Linked DNA regions of Mus musculus: region 2 is linked to region 1. A link is a loop called in an ENCODE intact Hi-C map of the cell type or tissue named here. Cell type or tissue: heart. All regions are shown on one strand.

The links. A loop is a pair of places that touch in the nucleus more often than their neighbours do. Peaks named below come from ENCODE experiments on the same cell type or tissue, not always from the same donor. Only the 100,000 strongest peaks of a DNase experiment are listed, where the experiment ranks them.
Region 2: a loop joins it to region 1, with 2.2 times the contacts of the local background. A loop is called at or near these places in 2 of 42 quality-filtered maps.

What each region holds. Positions count from the first base shown.
Region 1 is chr12:3,787,377-3,795,376 of GRCm38, reverse strand. No RefSeq gene overlaps it. Among named protein-coding and RNA genes, the nearest start is that of Dnmt3a, 16 kb to the left of the region's middle. In heart, a CTCF peak has its summit at 3,354 (motif pointing right); DNase peaks (open chromatin) are centred at 3,436 and 6,484; H3K4me3 peaks cover 1,184 bases; H3K27ac peaks cover 1,891 bases.
Region 2 is chr12:3,568,766-3,576,765 of GRCm38, reverse strand. It overlaps Dtnb (dystrobrevin, beta), which reads right to left and starts at 4,375. Exons shown (of 18, transcript NM_001162465.2): 1 at 4,119-4,375. In heart, a CTCF peak has its summit at 4,493; a DNase peak (open chromatin) is centred at 4,345; H3K4me3 peaks cover 2,138 bases; H3K27ac peaks cover 1,423 bases.

The DNA.
Region 1 (8,000 bases):
GATTTCAGACCCTGGACAAGACCCTGGAGGTGCTGATTTAATATATCAAAGTGGACCTGTCCTCCAGGTTTCCCCAGCATCCCTCAGTAGTCTCTACTGTTCCAAGGCATGGCTGACATACCACATCCTCTCCCCTGAACTTTCCATCACAGGGATTGAGCTTCCTTTCCCTATATAATCTAGACCTGTCTCCTCTCTCTGCATTTCTCTCTCCCTATGTGTGTCACACCTGTTCGTTCTCTCTCTCTCTCTCTCTCTCTCTCTCTCTCTCTCTCTCTCCAGCCCCTCTCTGTTTCCCAGTCTGCATGGTGATTTCCCCATTCCTTGTGACCAGTGAACTTGCCCAAGAGCTGCCACCAAATAAATAGGCTTTTTTTTCTTTTCTTTCTTTCTTCCTTTCTTTCTTTCTTTCTTTCTTTCTTTCTTTCTTTCTTTTTTAAACTTTTAATTTGGCTTGAATTGGCTTATCATGTCACTGGAGAGAACCTATTTGTTCCTAATTGCTGAAAATTATGGAGATGTCGGGTCACCTGCTGGTGGACTGGAGCTGAGGGTCACTGTCTTATTGTTTTGTTTTGAGACAGAATCTCATTCTCTGGCCCAGCTTGGCCTTCAAACTCACTAGATTTCTCAGGCTAGCCTTGAGCTTGGATCAATGCTACTCAGCCTCCCAAGTTCTCGACCGTAGGCTGCTCTGCTTGACTTTAGGATGATGAAGACTGTGGGTCAACAGGCCTTGGGGTGAGGAGGAGACCCTGTGGTGTCTGCAGTCATAGGGTCCTGCGCCATGGGGTCCTGGAGGAGAAGAGGGTGCGCTGCTGAGACCCTCAGCGGGCTTTAAAGGAAGGAACATGAGCCAAGAAACTTGGACGTGGAAATCCAAGAATGTGAGCACGAAAGGTTAGAGAATTTAACTAAATTTCCCAGGCCCACACAGAAGCTTGACAGAGTAATAAACAGGACTGGGTGCCTAGCAAGGTCCTTTTCCCCACTCCAGAGTTCTCACCAGAGTTGTCTCAGGGTGGCCTAGACTCAAGGGCAGGCCTTTGCTTTAGGCGAATATGCACTTTCCTGAGGACTTGGCCTTCGCTGGCTGTAGTGATCTTGATAACTTTGCTATTGGGAGTTGGCCTTGCCTCTTAGGGCTGCTAGAGTTAAACAAAGGCACCTAGTGCCTGGGACTGTGCTCGGCTTGTAGACAGCCTTCGTCATATGCTACCAACTCTGCCATGATTCATGGACACACACTTTCTTTCTGCCCTGTCTCATAGAAGGCCAGAGGGATGAGGAGTCCTGATCCATCCCTGTCACACCAGCAGGCGGGCGGGCAGGCGGGTGGGCGGGCAGGCTAGCAACTGTGATGTCCATTCTAGGGATAATGCTAAAGCCCAAGGAGTTCTTGGTGGCAAGTCAGTGACAGAGCCAGGACCAGACCTCTTCCAACTGTGGCCTATGCCTACAGGAAATTCCCAGAGGACTCCAGATGGCCCTGGGCTCACAGCTCTGTTCCTTCTTGGGGAAGTCTAACCCAGCCTTCCCTTCCTCTATCTTCTTCCCCGTGGTATTCCAGGTACTTGGAATCTGAGCAGCACCTGGAAAACCTGCCTGCCCTGGGCACCCAGAGGCTCACTGGAGGCAAAATCATTCCACAAATGTAGAGTCAGAAACCAGGAGCTAAGGTCCCTGCAGCCCTAGGGAAAGAAAGAGCCAGGAACAGGCAGGTGAGAGGTGACACAGGAACTGCAAGGCAACCAAGGCTGGGTGTTAGGTAACACCAGGCCAGGAATAAGGAGCTTTCTATACTTCCCAGTGGAGCCCCCAGCACAGGCCTCTGGGGTTCAGAATCCAGAGAATTTGAGCCTCTAGCCCAAGAAGTGATGGAGTAGGGAGTCAGATGTCGTGGATCCTGGGTTTTCTGCTGGTTCTTCCAGGTCTAACTTGGGTACTCAAGGGGAGAGGCTGCTGTGGACCCTAGAACTATTCCCAGTAGCCTTAGGGAATGGTTTACCACCATCTACTGAGCTCCTACCCTGTGGGAATCTTGGAGCTGTGGTTGACATAATTAAGGTTGCCCCTAAGCAGGGACTATGTGCTCTATGGCTTCTCCCCTTGGCTAGGCAGGTCTCCCTGGAGTTTCCTAAGCCAATGCCACACCTACAGGGAGAGAGAAGCCTGGCCCTGGAGTTCTTCCCTAAACCCTGGTGAGCCAAGCCCTCCTCCACTTCTCAAGTAACATGCCCCTGTCTTTCTCTCCTACTCCATGACACTCTCCATCTGCCCCCCCCCCAAGAAAGACATGATTGGAAAAGAGTCTAAAGGAGTATTTTCCTTTGTGCAAAACAGATGTACAATATGCCACAGCTAAAACTCTTGGGGTTCCCGGGTGGCACCTATTCCAAAAAGGAACTTAGGGTTTGTCCCTCTTTGTAGGTACTCAATAAAGACACTTTTTCTGGCACTCTCCCACCTTACGGAGGTACACCCCACCACATCTGGACAAAGAAAGCTGGGGTGGAGGTTATTCTCCTGAGGGTCACTGAGTTATTCAAAGGAAACATTCATTTCTCCATTTAGGTTAAGAATCCGGGGCTGGTGAGATGGCTCAGTGGGTAAGAGCACCCGACTGCTCTTCCGAAGGTCAGGAGTTCAAATCCCAGCAACCACATGGTGGCTCACAACCATCGGTAATGAGATCTGACTCCCTCTTCTGGAGTGTCTGAGGACAGCTAAAGTGTACTTACATTAAATAAATAAATAAATCTTAAAAAAAAAAAAAAAGAATCGGGGGCAGAGTGAACCCTGGCTGTGTCAGTTCTGTGCTTGATGTAGTTCGAGGGTCTCCAGTCAGTCTCTCTAGGGGAGGAGCTGGCGATGTCTTGGCCGTCCCACCAGGGAAAAGGCTACCACCCCTCTCGACTCCAAGCCTCGTCCATCATGAGAAGCAAATGTTGGGACTGCATGCATGTGTCCCCACACCTGGCTTCAGGAGCCATTTTAAATGCTCCATCACTCCCACCGACATGATGAACGCTGCAAGTTAGAGGCCAGCCTATTTTAGACAGTGAATAAATGGCCAAGAAAAAAAAAAATAAGGCTTTCTGGAAAATAAGGCTTTCTGGTCACTTTTCTGAGCCAATTTTCCTTTAGCAAATCCTTGGGGGAGGGGAGGCACAAAACAAAACAAAAAACCTCGAGGGGATAGAGGATATAATTTACAACACAACTAGCTGAGCACCGAGGCTTGAAGGCGCTGGTGACAGCTCCTGGAGGCTCCGCCCGAAAAAATCCCGCAGCAAGCCACGCATCGGACTCGCACGGATTCACTTGGGCCCTGTACTCTCTGCGCAGACGCCGCACATTCGCTCCTCAACCTCCAGGTGGCGCTGGTGGAGGGGCGGAGCATACATTTGCCTGTCGCGGAGGAGGCGGGACATCAAAAAATTGGCTCCTAATTGGCTGGGCTCGGACTATGAAGGGACAAGCCCAGAGGACCTGTGGTAGGGGACGCGGTCATAAGGAGGAGCTGGCTTACTCCTAATGAAGAGAACGTTTGTGGTGTGCTTACTCCTCGGGGACAATCCTTTTTTTTTTTTTTTTTTTTTTTTAAATAATGGCAATTTGTTAAGACTATAAATAGCCAAGTTTCCCATTTGTCGTACGTTTATGAAAACCTCACGAACCAACAGACGAGAAAAATCCCTGGTGGGACCTATTTAAAAGAGATGCACTGTTTGTTTATTTTCGTGTAATATTTATTTGTACTCATTTATTTTGGAGACAGGCAATCCTTCTGCCTCAGTTTTCTCAGTGCTGAGATGACAGGTGGAAGCCATCATGCCTGGCTGTCGACGTTTTTATAAGACAACTGAGGTTTGGGGGTGAGTCCCAGGCGTTCCCCTTTCCGTCTTTCTCTCAGCCTCTGCCCAGTGTGTGAGCCAGGGAAGGTGTTTTCATGGGTGCTTTTCCACAGGTGATGGTTAGCGTCCACATTCTGACAATGCGATGGACACTGGCTGCAGTATGTTGATTGGTGCAGATCTGGCCCTGCCAGCCCTGTTCCACATGAGACAGAACTGGGGAGGAAGGGGATGTGACTGGTGTCTGGGAAGTGTGGGGTTCCACTGCTCTGGAGCACTGCGCCTAGGTTAGACCTGGGCCAGTGTAGATGGGCTGAGGTTAGATGAAGGTGATCCAGGGGTCTGGATTGGGAATGGATAGGTCAGAGGCACATACAGAGGAGAGAGCCTCGGGGTGCTCTGGGAAGCTGGGGAAAGGTATAAGTTCCGGGATATTTTCTTTTTTCTTTTTGTTGTTGTTGTTTTGTTTTTGTTTTTGTTTTTTTTCTAGACAGGGTTTCTCTGTATAGCCCTGGCTGTTCTGGAACTCAACTCTAGATATCAGACTGGCCTCGAACTCAGAAATCTGCTTGCCTCTGTCTCCCAAGTGCTGGGATTAAAGGCGAGTGTCACCACTGCCAGACTCTTGTTGTTTTCTTTTCTTTCTTCTTCTTCTTCTTCTTCTTCTTCTTCTTCTTCTTCTTCTTCTTCTTCTTCTTCTTCTTCTTCTTCTTCTTCTTCTTCTTCTTCTTCTTTTTTTTTTGAGACTGGGTTTCTCTGTTGTTTTCTTTTTTTAATATTTATTTATATATTTATTATGTAAGTACACTGTAGTGTGTCTTCAGACACTCCAGAAGAGAGCATCAGATTTTGTTACGGATGGTTGTGAGCCACCATGTGGTTGCTGGGATTTGAACTCAGGACCTTTGGAAGAGCAGTCAGCGCTCTTAACCACTGAGCCAACTCACCAGCCCCTCTCTGTTGTTTTCTTTTAAAGGAATTGTTCTTTGTACTTTGTCACACATTGGTGGGTGTATCATTTCATGAGTGCTAACAGGTAGAAATTTAATCTGCTTTATAATGTAAGTTATAGACATTATAAATATAGGTATCTGAAGAACCCCTAGTATGTCTTGGGAAGCTTGCTGGCTTCTGGAAGGCAGAGGAACTCATGGTACAAAGCCGCAGGGTCCCGGTGATCTGCAAGGGTGTCCTGAGAACAAAGCAAAACTCATGAGGGCAGAGCCAAGAGGACCGAGCCAGGCTGGCTGTTAGGCTCGTGATTATGACTTCTCATCCACATCCTGTCTTCAGTTTCTTTCTTTCTTTTTCCTTTTTCTTTCTTTCTTTGTTTTGTTTGTTTATTTTATTTATTTATTTATTTATTTATTTATTTTGAGATGGCCTCGACACTGTACTCCAGGCTGGCCTGAAATTCACTCTGTAGCTCAGGATGGCAGACAACTCTGGGTAATCCTTCTGCCTCAACCTTCCTAGTATGGGTTTTACAAGCATTTTCAACTCTAACGGACTCCCCCTCCCCCGACACACACACACACCTGCTCCCGGGTCTCTCCCTCCCTACCTTCCTCCCTCCCCCTTTCTGGCTGAGCCACCCCAATGGGTCATTTCAGGCCTGCCATTACTACAGGGGAGTAAAGGCCACATCTTCCATGACCACCACCCTCTGACCTATGCAAATTTTACACAAAACAGAATCACATGATCTGCATGTAGATTAAGGGTATGAGACTTTTGCCACTGGAACTCCCCAGCCTCAGCATTGGCAGCAGAAGGCATGCTGATGGTGGGCTCCAGGAGCAGCTGACTGGGGCAGTTATGTCTGACTCAGCAGCAGGCCTTCTCTGCCTCATCATAGAGGTGGCCCCAGTAAAAGGGCCGGATGCCTGTGGGTATAGATGTTTGCTGGTGAACTGATGTGGTCTGTTGACTCCTCAGCGGGTGGTCACCTCTGGACTGCTGCCTGGGGATGGTGAGGGAGGTTTTCTGTGTTGGAGGGTCTTGGAGGATGCAGCATGCCAATGGAGTACCTTGAGTACCTTGTCCCAGGACACATGGCCAACAACGTGTGTTTATAGAGGTGTGTATCCAAGAACAGCAAGGTGGTCTTTGTATGAATTGAAAGAGCAGCAGAGAGGAAAATACCTAATTAAAAAAAAAAGTAAAAAAAAAAAGAAAGAGCAGCAGAGCTAGTGTGATGTTTCCAGAAGAAAACTGTAAGTCTGCGTCATGTAAAATCTCTTGACAGTTCACCATTTGCAGCCCGTTGTTTTTGAAAAGGCCCTCCTGGTCTTTTGAGCCTCTTCATATTCTACTTTCATATGTAGACCCCAGTCACAAAGCAGTACCCACTTCTTTAGCCTAATGACTTGGGAAGCTGTGCGCTAAGCATTCCTCCCAGCAGCAGACAGCAGCAAGGCGATACCAACAGTATGGGGGTACTAGCACCCCACTTTCTGAAGGTTCACCATTGTCCTTTCTAGCCTCTGCCAACTACTTCTGTAGGCCATGTGTCCTTCCTAGTTTGTACAACCAGTGGTCAGGTAAAGGTCGGTACAGGTGGGGCAAGGCTTTTACTTTAGACAGCCTCCAGTGCTGGGCCAGCATCATCACATGACTCCAAGCCAGGCTCTGTTTTGTTGCCAATTCTTGGCCCGCTACTTTGGAGGAGTTGAAACAGAACTCTGTCTCTCCTTGAGCTCAAGCGGAGGGCTGAGCCACACGCTGCCTCTTGCTACACACTTGCAGTTTTTAAAGGGAATCTGAGAAGAGATGTATTTATTTGCTTAGTATGTGTTGTGGTTGGGTTGATTTTGTTTTGACACGTTGGTTCAAAATAAGATTGACCCTTTGGAAAATCAACTAGCTAAAGCCATTTGCTCTTCAGCTCAAGGGGCTTAATTGAAAGCAGCTGGGGTATGCTGACATCACCACAGCCCTTCAGACTGAAAGGGACCTCAGAGCCTTGCCAGTGAGGGTAGTGACAGCAAATCTTCAAAGGCAGGAGCCAGGGAAGCCAAGTTTTTCCCTAGGAGGAATTTTCTACTCCAAACATGATTTTAAAAGACAAAACCAAACCAAACCCCATAAAGATACTAAAGGAGCTGAGCAGAGCAGCATGGATGGAGGATGGAGCAGCATGGATGGAGGCTGCATGGCTGCGCCTCTCAGGTGCTGGTACTGCTTTATTTACTCCTGGCTGGATTTTTGTTCCCTTGGCATTTCCCTATGTCCTGGCTTGGCAATGAGCAGGCGTCACTTTCTCTGATTGCCTTTTACAGCCCCACCCAGTTGCCTCAGTAGAGGGCTGCATTATTACACTTAGCTGGTCTCTAGGACCTAGGATTCCCACTGTGGGAGGCATTGTAATAGGCCCTGCTTGTTCACCTAATTTTGCAGGGGACTTTAAGTAAGCACAGAGCAGGGGGATCCTCTTTGTTTGGTCAGCTAAGTTCAGACTATTCACTGGACAGGACAATTCTAGGATAATTAGTCATCTGGAACCTGTGAAATGACAGTTAGCCTCTGTTACCTGGAAGTAGACCTGGGGGTGAGTCAGGGGATGAAGGAGGCAAGGACTAAGGGCTGATGCTTCTTCAGCCTTGACTGGGTATAGAGTGAGTGGTCTGGAGGAGTGTCCTCATCACCCAGTTCCCTGTCCAGGATTCTCTTCTCCATTGGAACTAGTTGTCATGATGCATGTTGACAGGAGTCTGGAAGGCATCACTGGCCCCTTTGGGAGCTCTTCCAACCCCTCTCTGGGTGGCCCTGGCCCATGTGAGGCCTTGACTTCAGTTTCCTGAGCTGTCAAGTTCTATGATGCTCTGCTCTGCCTTACATCTCATGCGGCAGTGGGAATGTCACAGCCTCTCTGTAGTGCTGACTGCACTTGGAGATCCCCTTACAGAGTCTCAGGCAAGTCTTCTCATGTAAGGAAGGCCTGCTCAGGACAGGATGGGTAACCCCTCAGAGGACCTTAATGGGGCCCTGAGATGTTAATACAGATCTACTGGTTCCCTGAAGCAGAGTGAGTGACCCTAGTGAGAAACCACCTGGTTTACACAGAGACTCACAATCTCTGCCTTTTCCTGTTTAGGGAAAATAATATAGGGAAGGTACTCACGGTCCTGCATATGCACATTT
Region 2 (8,000 bases), 220 kb after region 1:
TCAGATACACAGATGAAGTGTCAACGGTTGGGTTACTTATTAATAAAACATAACTGTCTAATCTGCTCCTTACCCTGTCTACAGCACCTTTTCCCATGCCTGTCACCTCCCAACTTTTGAAGAAGTGACAGATCTTAAAACAGCCTGGTGTGGCTTTGCCTGGAATCCCAGCTCTCAGGAGGCTGAAACAAAAGGATGCTGAGTTCAAGGTCAGCTTGGCAATACAGCAAGACCCTCCCCATCTCAAAAGATAAAACAAACAAACAAAAAAACCAAAAAAACCTAGAAGAAATCAGGCCTGTGCAAAACAGGCCTTAGGAGCAAGTCAGGACTGTGGGTGTTATAACTAGCTGGGGAGATTAAGACCTAAGATTATGAAGCAGTTACTTTAGGTAGTCAATGATGTGGCTGTAAGCCTTCCCTCTCCACCTTTGCAAAGCAAGCAGGAATAAATGAAAAAGTAAGGAAATTCCCAAAACAGTGATGCCCTCGATGAGATGTGGGGGAGAGGACAACAAGAATCCTCCTGTCTGTCCTGTCCTGGGAAAGCACTGTGCTACAGAGCTGGACATGGTCTGCAAGCAGAGGCAGAGTAACTACCACAGCACGCAGACTAGAGCAGAGCGAGAGACAGAGCATCTGAGCACTCGCAGTAAGTGTGAAAAGAGCCATCAGTCACATCAAAGCATTCAGGTATGGGCTAGGAAGCTGGCTCAGCACTTGCCTTGCGGACACCAAGATCTGAATTCACGAACCATGTTTTTTAAAAATGCTTGGGGCTGGATGGAGAAAGTGCAGTAGGGTAAAGCAGTGGTCATACAGTGTGAGAATTGGGATTTGGATATTTGAAATGGCCCTTACAGGTTAGCTAAATCAGCAAACTCTGGATTCAGGTGAGAGACCTGCTTGCAGTAAGGCAGAGAAGAACTCAAGGAAGACACCACACATCGGTCTCTGGCTTCCACATATAAACATACACACCACACATACATAAGCAAAGAGATAAGTAAATTAATAACCCAGGCTTGGTGACAAACTGTTATACTCTCAGCCCTGAGAAGGCAGAGACAGGTAGTTCTTCAGTGCTCTCAAGCCAGGCAGACCAGCCAAATCTGCCAACCTGAAGCCAGTAAGAGAAGCTAGCTCAGAAACCAAGGTGTGTGGTGCCCCAGGAACAACATCCCAGGTTGTCCTCTCGCCTCCACATGCACTAGCACACACAAGCAGAGACACAGGCACACAAAGCACTCTGGAAAGCCATGTGCAAATACACAGTCTCCTGAAAAATCAATCAGACTTCCGTGACTAATACAGTCAATTACACCTTTAATTAAAAACAAAAACAAACCTAACTCCCTTGCTCATTTCAGGAAAATCCTCAAATACCCTTCCTCCAATTCTTATTCTTTTTTTTTTAAAGATTTATTATTTTATGTAAATACACTGTAGCTGTCTTCAGACACACCAGAAGGCATCAGATGTCATTATGGATGGTTGTAAGCTACCATGTGGTTGCTGTGATTTGAACTCACGGCCTTCAGAAGAGCAGTCAGTGCTCTTAACCACTGAGCCATCTCTCCAGCCCTCCAATTCTTATTCTTTTCTCTTTCAGATTAAAAGAAGTGCCAGAGAAAATAAACTTTTTTTTTTTTTGTCTTTTGAGGGTTTTTCCGTGTAGCTCTGGCTGTCCTGGAACTCACTTTGTAGACCAGGCTGGCCTCGAACACAGAAATTCACCTGCCTCTGCCTCCCTAGTACTGGGATTAAAGGCTTGTGCCACCACTGCCCTAGATATCTTCTTGTAACAAATCTAAAAGCATTCTCTGGGTTCCATTAAAAACCATTCAGAGCCAGGCAGTGGTGGCACTGTGAAGTAATGAACTCGCTTCTGCCTCCCAGGGGCTGAGATGGAAAGACATGCGCCGCCACACCCACAATATGTACCATTTTATAAACACCCAGCTCAACATGCAAAATCTACCCATCTCATCCTATGTAAACTACACATCAAGACAGCACAGTAGTGCACACCTGTAATTCCAGGGCACATAGATAGGAGGATAGACAAGTTCAAAGTTAGTCAGAATGACACAGAGAGACCCTATCAAAAAAAAAAAAAAAAGGAAAAAGACAAAAGACGAAAGAAAAGGTTTGTTTTAATCAGGTATGGTGGTTCACAGAAGGGACTAATAGAAGGATAGCCATAAGTTCAAAGCCAGCTTACAACCTGGGCTACAGTATATCGAGTACCAAGCCAGCTGGAGCTATTCAGCAAGAGCCTATTTAAAAAAAAAAAAACCGGGGACAGAGGGTTTATTTTCAAATAAATGTAAATTAAATATCTAAATAAAATGTTAGAAGTGCCTGAAACAAGGCACCCTAAAACAAAACCTAATCGAAACTTAATGATTATACTCTGAAGTACAGAGTAATTAAAATAAAATAAATGAAGGCTTATTATACATGCAATGACAAGTCTGGATTAATATTGCTCTCATTTTTTATATGAGGAGTCAGTTATGTTAACATCCAAGACATGAAATAAATGATAAACGGAAATCCTCTGCACGCTAATACTTTAAGTAGAAATTCTGTCTCCTGGGCAAAATTCAGTGAACATAAAGACTCTGCCAGCACCACCTTGACTGCACAACCCCTTCAGAGGTAGCTCCACTTAAGTCTGCTAAAAATCCTCAGAGAACACATAAAAGGTCAAGTTTTACTTTGGCAAGCAAAGTAATCCAACAGGCACTGCAAGCGAGGGAAAGGAAGCAGCAGCCTGGGACTGGAGAGTCCAGGCAAGGTGGAGGACAGAAGTCCAGCCCTTACAGAACTAAAGAGACAGAAAGAAGCATTCTCTCCCTTCAGAACCAAGATCCGAGAGGCAGGACAGAAATTATAAAGTGTTCTCTAAGCAAAAGCACCCTCCCATCCTCCTCAAACGACCAGAAAAAAGCCAAAGAGAGAAAAGACCAGAGCACCACCCAGAGATTAAGCTCCTGGTGCACAACATGCAAGAACCACGTGGATGAAGAAGAGTGGCCACAGGCCACCGGAGTCTGCCACCTAAGCCACTGTTTTAACCTACCAGTGCCTGGGTTACCTGAAGAGGCAAAAAGAGAATCCGAGGACCAAAGGAAGTCCAGCGATCATCCCTAACTCTACAGAGACTGACACTCAAGCCCCTGCTTCCTCCATCCATTCTGCAGTGGGCATCCACTGTAGGGCTGCTGGGATCCAGGCCACATCCGGAGGACTGAACAGAAAACAGGCACGGAGCTTAATTCTAGCTGGGAAGGCAAGATTCTTCTTCCAGATTTCTTCTCCCCCTCCCCACCCCTCTTTTAAATGTCAGTAAGATCCTTCAAATCTCTTCTCAATAGTTCCCACCAGCTTTCCTCAACTATCTTACTTTCTCCACAAACCAAGCAACTTACGGCTCCAGTTTCCCAGGGCTGGGAAAATCCTAAAGGGACCTGAAGTGAACAGAACAGGAAACATGAAATAGAGCACTTTACATTTTGTGTGCATACTTTCACAGCCGAACTGTCAGCACTTCAACAGCAAAAGATGGCTGAGAGTGATAAAGTCGTGACCCAGGCGCTGACCGCGGTTCTCTCCTGCTCCGTAGCTAATCAATAAACGCTTGCAGAGAATGCTGGAAGGTCTCCCTGATTCCCTAAGGCCTGGCACAGAAATTTAACAGCAAGCATTCGTCAGCTGCATCCTCCCTCTTCTCCGGACACTGTGCCCAACAGGGGTGACCTGGGTGGACAGGTTCGTCTACCGGGAGCCTCGGGGGACACTGAGAGGTGATCTGGAATGAATTCCCTTCCCTCTGCCAGGGCCTGCCTACCTCACCTGCCCTCTGCCAGGACCTGCCGCCTTCGCCCCCTTCAGCACCTAACGCGGAGCCTCCTCCCCGCCAGCCGGGCTCAGGATGCATCAGCAGCGCGCGCAGCCCGGCTCTGCGCTCCGCGGGCCCCCGCGCGCGCGGGTGACCGGAGAGCCCTCCCCGGCCCGGCGTGCTGTCTCCCAAGGGTCGCCGCTCCAGGGCCGCGCACTCCGCCACCCCGCAGCCCTCCTTCTCGCTCCTCCAGCCCCGGCGGACTCCCCACCTGGCTCGCTTCCCGGCCGGAGCTGAGGGGCCGTCGCGTGGCTCTCCGGCGGCCGCAGCCTCCTCCAACCCGGCCCCCTCGGCTGAGGCGGCTGAAGCAGCAAGCAGCGACTGAGGCGGCGGCGCCCACTCAGGCCCCGGAGCCGCCCCCGCGGCGAACGGAACGGCGCCGGCTCGCGCCGCTTCCCCGCCCGGCACGCGCAGCGAGCCCGCCCCCGGCGCGAGGGCGCGAGGGCGCGAGGGCGAGGGCGGGTGCGCGCGGAGGGCGGGCGCGCGGAGGGGCGGGGCTTCCGCCGCGAGAGGGGGCGGGGAGGCGGCCGAGTGCCCTCCCGCGGGTTCGCGCGCCCCCTCCGGGCCTCTGCTGTGCGCCGGCCGCGGAGGTGGAGGTGGACTTGCCCTTCCACTCCACAGGTAGCTGCCGGGCGGCTGCGTGCTGCGCCGACGTGACTGCACCTTAAGGAATGCGAAGAAACACCCGGTGAATCATTGCCTCGAGCGCGGGTCCTCCCCCGAGTGACTTTCCACATTGCCTCAGCAGGCTCGCTGAGCCCTGACTCCGCGCCTGGTGCCCGATGGACACGATCCGGGTCACGGCCCCTGGTCCCCAAGAATGCATAACTTAGGGAGAAGAGCAGCCTTGCGAAGGACCGAGTCTGGTCCCCTGCGCAAAGCCAAGCCACAGCCGGATGCGGTGAGAGGATGAAGGAGAGACATTACTTTCCGCTTAGTTGTTCAGTAGTTCCTAAAAGTGGGACTATTTAGACATTAAACAGCTTGAGCAACGGAGCAGGGGCGACAAAGCTTCATTTATTTATCTAGCATCTATTTATTTATTTATTCATTACCAACTCTTTTTTTTTTTTTTTTGGTTTTGGTTTTTCGAGACAGGGTTTCTCTGTGTAGCCCTGACTGTCCTGGAACTCACTTTGTAGACCAGGCTGGCCTCGAACTCAGAAATCCGCCTGACTCTGCCTCCCTAGTGCTGGGATTAAAGGCGTGCGCCACTACCCCCCCCCCCCCCCCCCGCTTCATATCATTTTTTTAAAGGACTTTATTTTATGTGTATGAGTGTTTGGGCTGCAATGTGTGTGCACCCTGTGAGTGCCACCCCGAGGCCAGAAGAGTGTGAAATGACACCTGGATGCTGGGGAATCAAACCCAGGTCCTCTGATAACATAGCAAGTGCTCTTAACTACTTAGCTATCTCTCCAGCCCCTCATATTGCCATTTTTTATAGAAGCTTTTCCAAACTCTCTAGGGACATCAAAGTCTTCTTTTAATGGCTCAAAAGATAAATGTTTTCCCTCAACTTTAAGACAGCGGCATGATCCATTAGACTTTTGGTGCGTGTGGATGTGCACATGTTAAGGAAAGCAGCAGTAGGCCTGTGTGCTTTAGGGATGCTTTTTGAAGCCTTCTGGCACCTTATGGAAAGGCAGATCATGCCACCTGCTTCAATCAGACTGGCAGCCTGCCTCTAGGACACCCTTTTCCTCCTCTTCTCACAATCTATTTTTAAATTCCCATGGTGAAGGCAGTGCTGTGCTGATAACTTAGAGTAAGTGAGGTTTTTTGTGTGAGAGGGGATACATTACTTTTCACACATGAATTGTGTGACTGTTTTGCATGTTTGGAAGAGTCTCACTGGTTGCTAGGTGGTGGCTGCTGTAACCATGTAAGGATCCTCAGACTATGTCAAGAGACCTTTAGTTTCTTACCATGTGTTGAGCTCCTACTATGGGGAAGGCATTGATGGGTAAAAACCTTGACTCTGTTGCAAAGAGGTAGAGTATGAAACTGAAGCTACAGGAACCAGCACGGTGCCTCAGACACCTGGAGCATTCAGAACCTGGAGGCAGGAGCTGAAGCAGAGACCCTGGAGGAACCGTGCTTACTCCATAGCCAGCTCAGTCAGATTTCTTCTGTGACTCAGGACCATCTGCCCAAGGACATCACAACCCACAGTAGGCTCAACCCTCCTACATCAATCATTAATGAAAAACAAAACACTTTTTTTTCCTACGGACTTCCTGCATGTCAATCTGAAGGAAACATTACTCAATTGAGTAATGTTTCTTCCCAAATGATTGTAATTTGTATCTAGTTGACAAAAAAAATTTAAAAAAATAGCCAGCACACCATACCTTGTCATCATATATTGCATACATGTATTGAAATATGCATGGTCATTTATAAATATGTACAGTTATTCCATTAATTAAAGATTTTGAAAATGTTTTAAGAAGATATAAATATTAGCCACCCTGATTGTTCACCACCTACTGTATATTCACATGTCAGATTATCCTATGGTACCCCATAAACATATACAATTAAAATAATTTTTGTGATATATGTGCAGATCTGTGTATAGTTAGCTACATATGTGTGTGCTGTATCTTATGCACATATGTGGGCATGTGTGTGGAAGCCAGAGGACAATGTCAGGAGCTATCCATCTTGGTTGCTTTTTTAAGACAAGTTCCCTCACTGGCCTGGGGCTTCTTGAGTATGCTAGGCTAGCCCAACAGCAACCCCCAGGATCCACCCATCTCTGTCTGACTCTGCAGCACTGAAATGACAAGTGTTCCCCAAATGAAACACAAGTACTCCTCACATGAAACACATGTGCTCCTCACACTCAGCTCTGTATTTATGCACTGGAGCTCAGACTCAGCCCCCATGCTTCACTGACAGCTGTCTTCTACAGGCCCCAGTTATAATCATCTTGAAAGACTGTTTTGTGTCTTGTAAAATGGCAATTTTCTTTTTTTTTTTTAAAGATTTATTTATTTTATGTATATGAGTACACTGTAGCTATCTTCAGACACACCAGAAGAGGGCATCAGACCCCATTACAGATGGTTGTGAGCCACCATGTGGTTGCTGGGAATTGAACTCAGGACCTTTGGAAGAGTAATCAGTGCTCTTAACCGCTGAGCCATCTCTCCAGCCCCGGCAATTTTCTTTTTTGAGTCAGAGTTTCTCTGTGTAGCTCTGGCTGGCCTGGAACTCAGTCTGTAGACCAGGCTGGCCTTGAACTTGTAGAGATCCACCTGCCTCTGCCTCCCAAATGCTGGTATATTGCAAATTTTGTGAGGATCACTTTGTTGTTGTTGTTGTTGTTGTTGTTGTCGTTTGCTTGCTTTGTTGTAAGATGGTATCTCTCTATTAAGCCTTGAACTCCTGCCTCCCCAGTGTGGGGGTTGCAAATGCAAGCCACCTCACAAGCTAACGTGATGATCACTGGGGTTATTGTTCACAATGGAGCATGTGGGTTTTGTGATTCTGAGTAAAAGACTGGACAAACATAAACCAAAATATTAGCAGAGGTTATCTCTGGGTAATAAGATTGTGTGTTTTAAATTTTCTTTGTATTTGTTTATATTTTCAAAATTGTTTTAACTGGAGGTATACTTTTTCAAATGTAGTATAATTTAAATATCTATGCCAGAAGCCTGGCATGGTGGCTCACGTCTGTCATTTCAGCCCTTCAGTGGCTTAAGGAGGAGAGCTACCATGAGTTCAAAGCCAACCTAGGCTGTATAATAAGTTCCAGGTCAGGTTGGGTTATACAGTGAAACTCTATCTCTAGAAGAAAAAGAAAAACAATGCTAGCAACAGCTTGGTTTACATCCTGTACACCCAATTCTTGATTGTCAAGGTCGTAAGAGATCTGGGGGAGAAGTGCACAGCAAAGTCTCTGAGGTCATGTGACTCCAGGTTGGGTAGGAGTGAGCTAGCTGAGAGTGACAGAAAGAAGCTGCAGAGGATGTGAGAGAGCTGTGTGGGAGGCAGACACCTGCCAGCCAGCTTTGGCTCGGGCAAGAAGAAGATAAAATGAGCTCAAGGAAAACAGTCCTTGAAGTCAGAAATCCTGTCT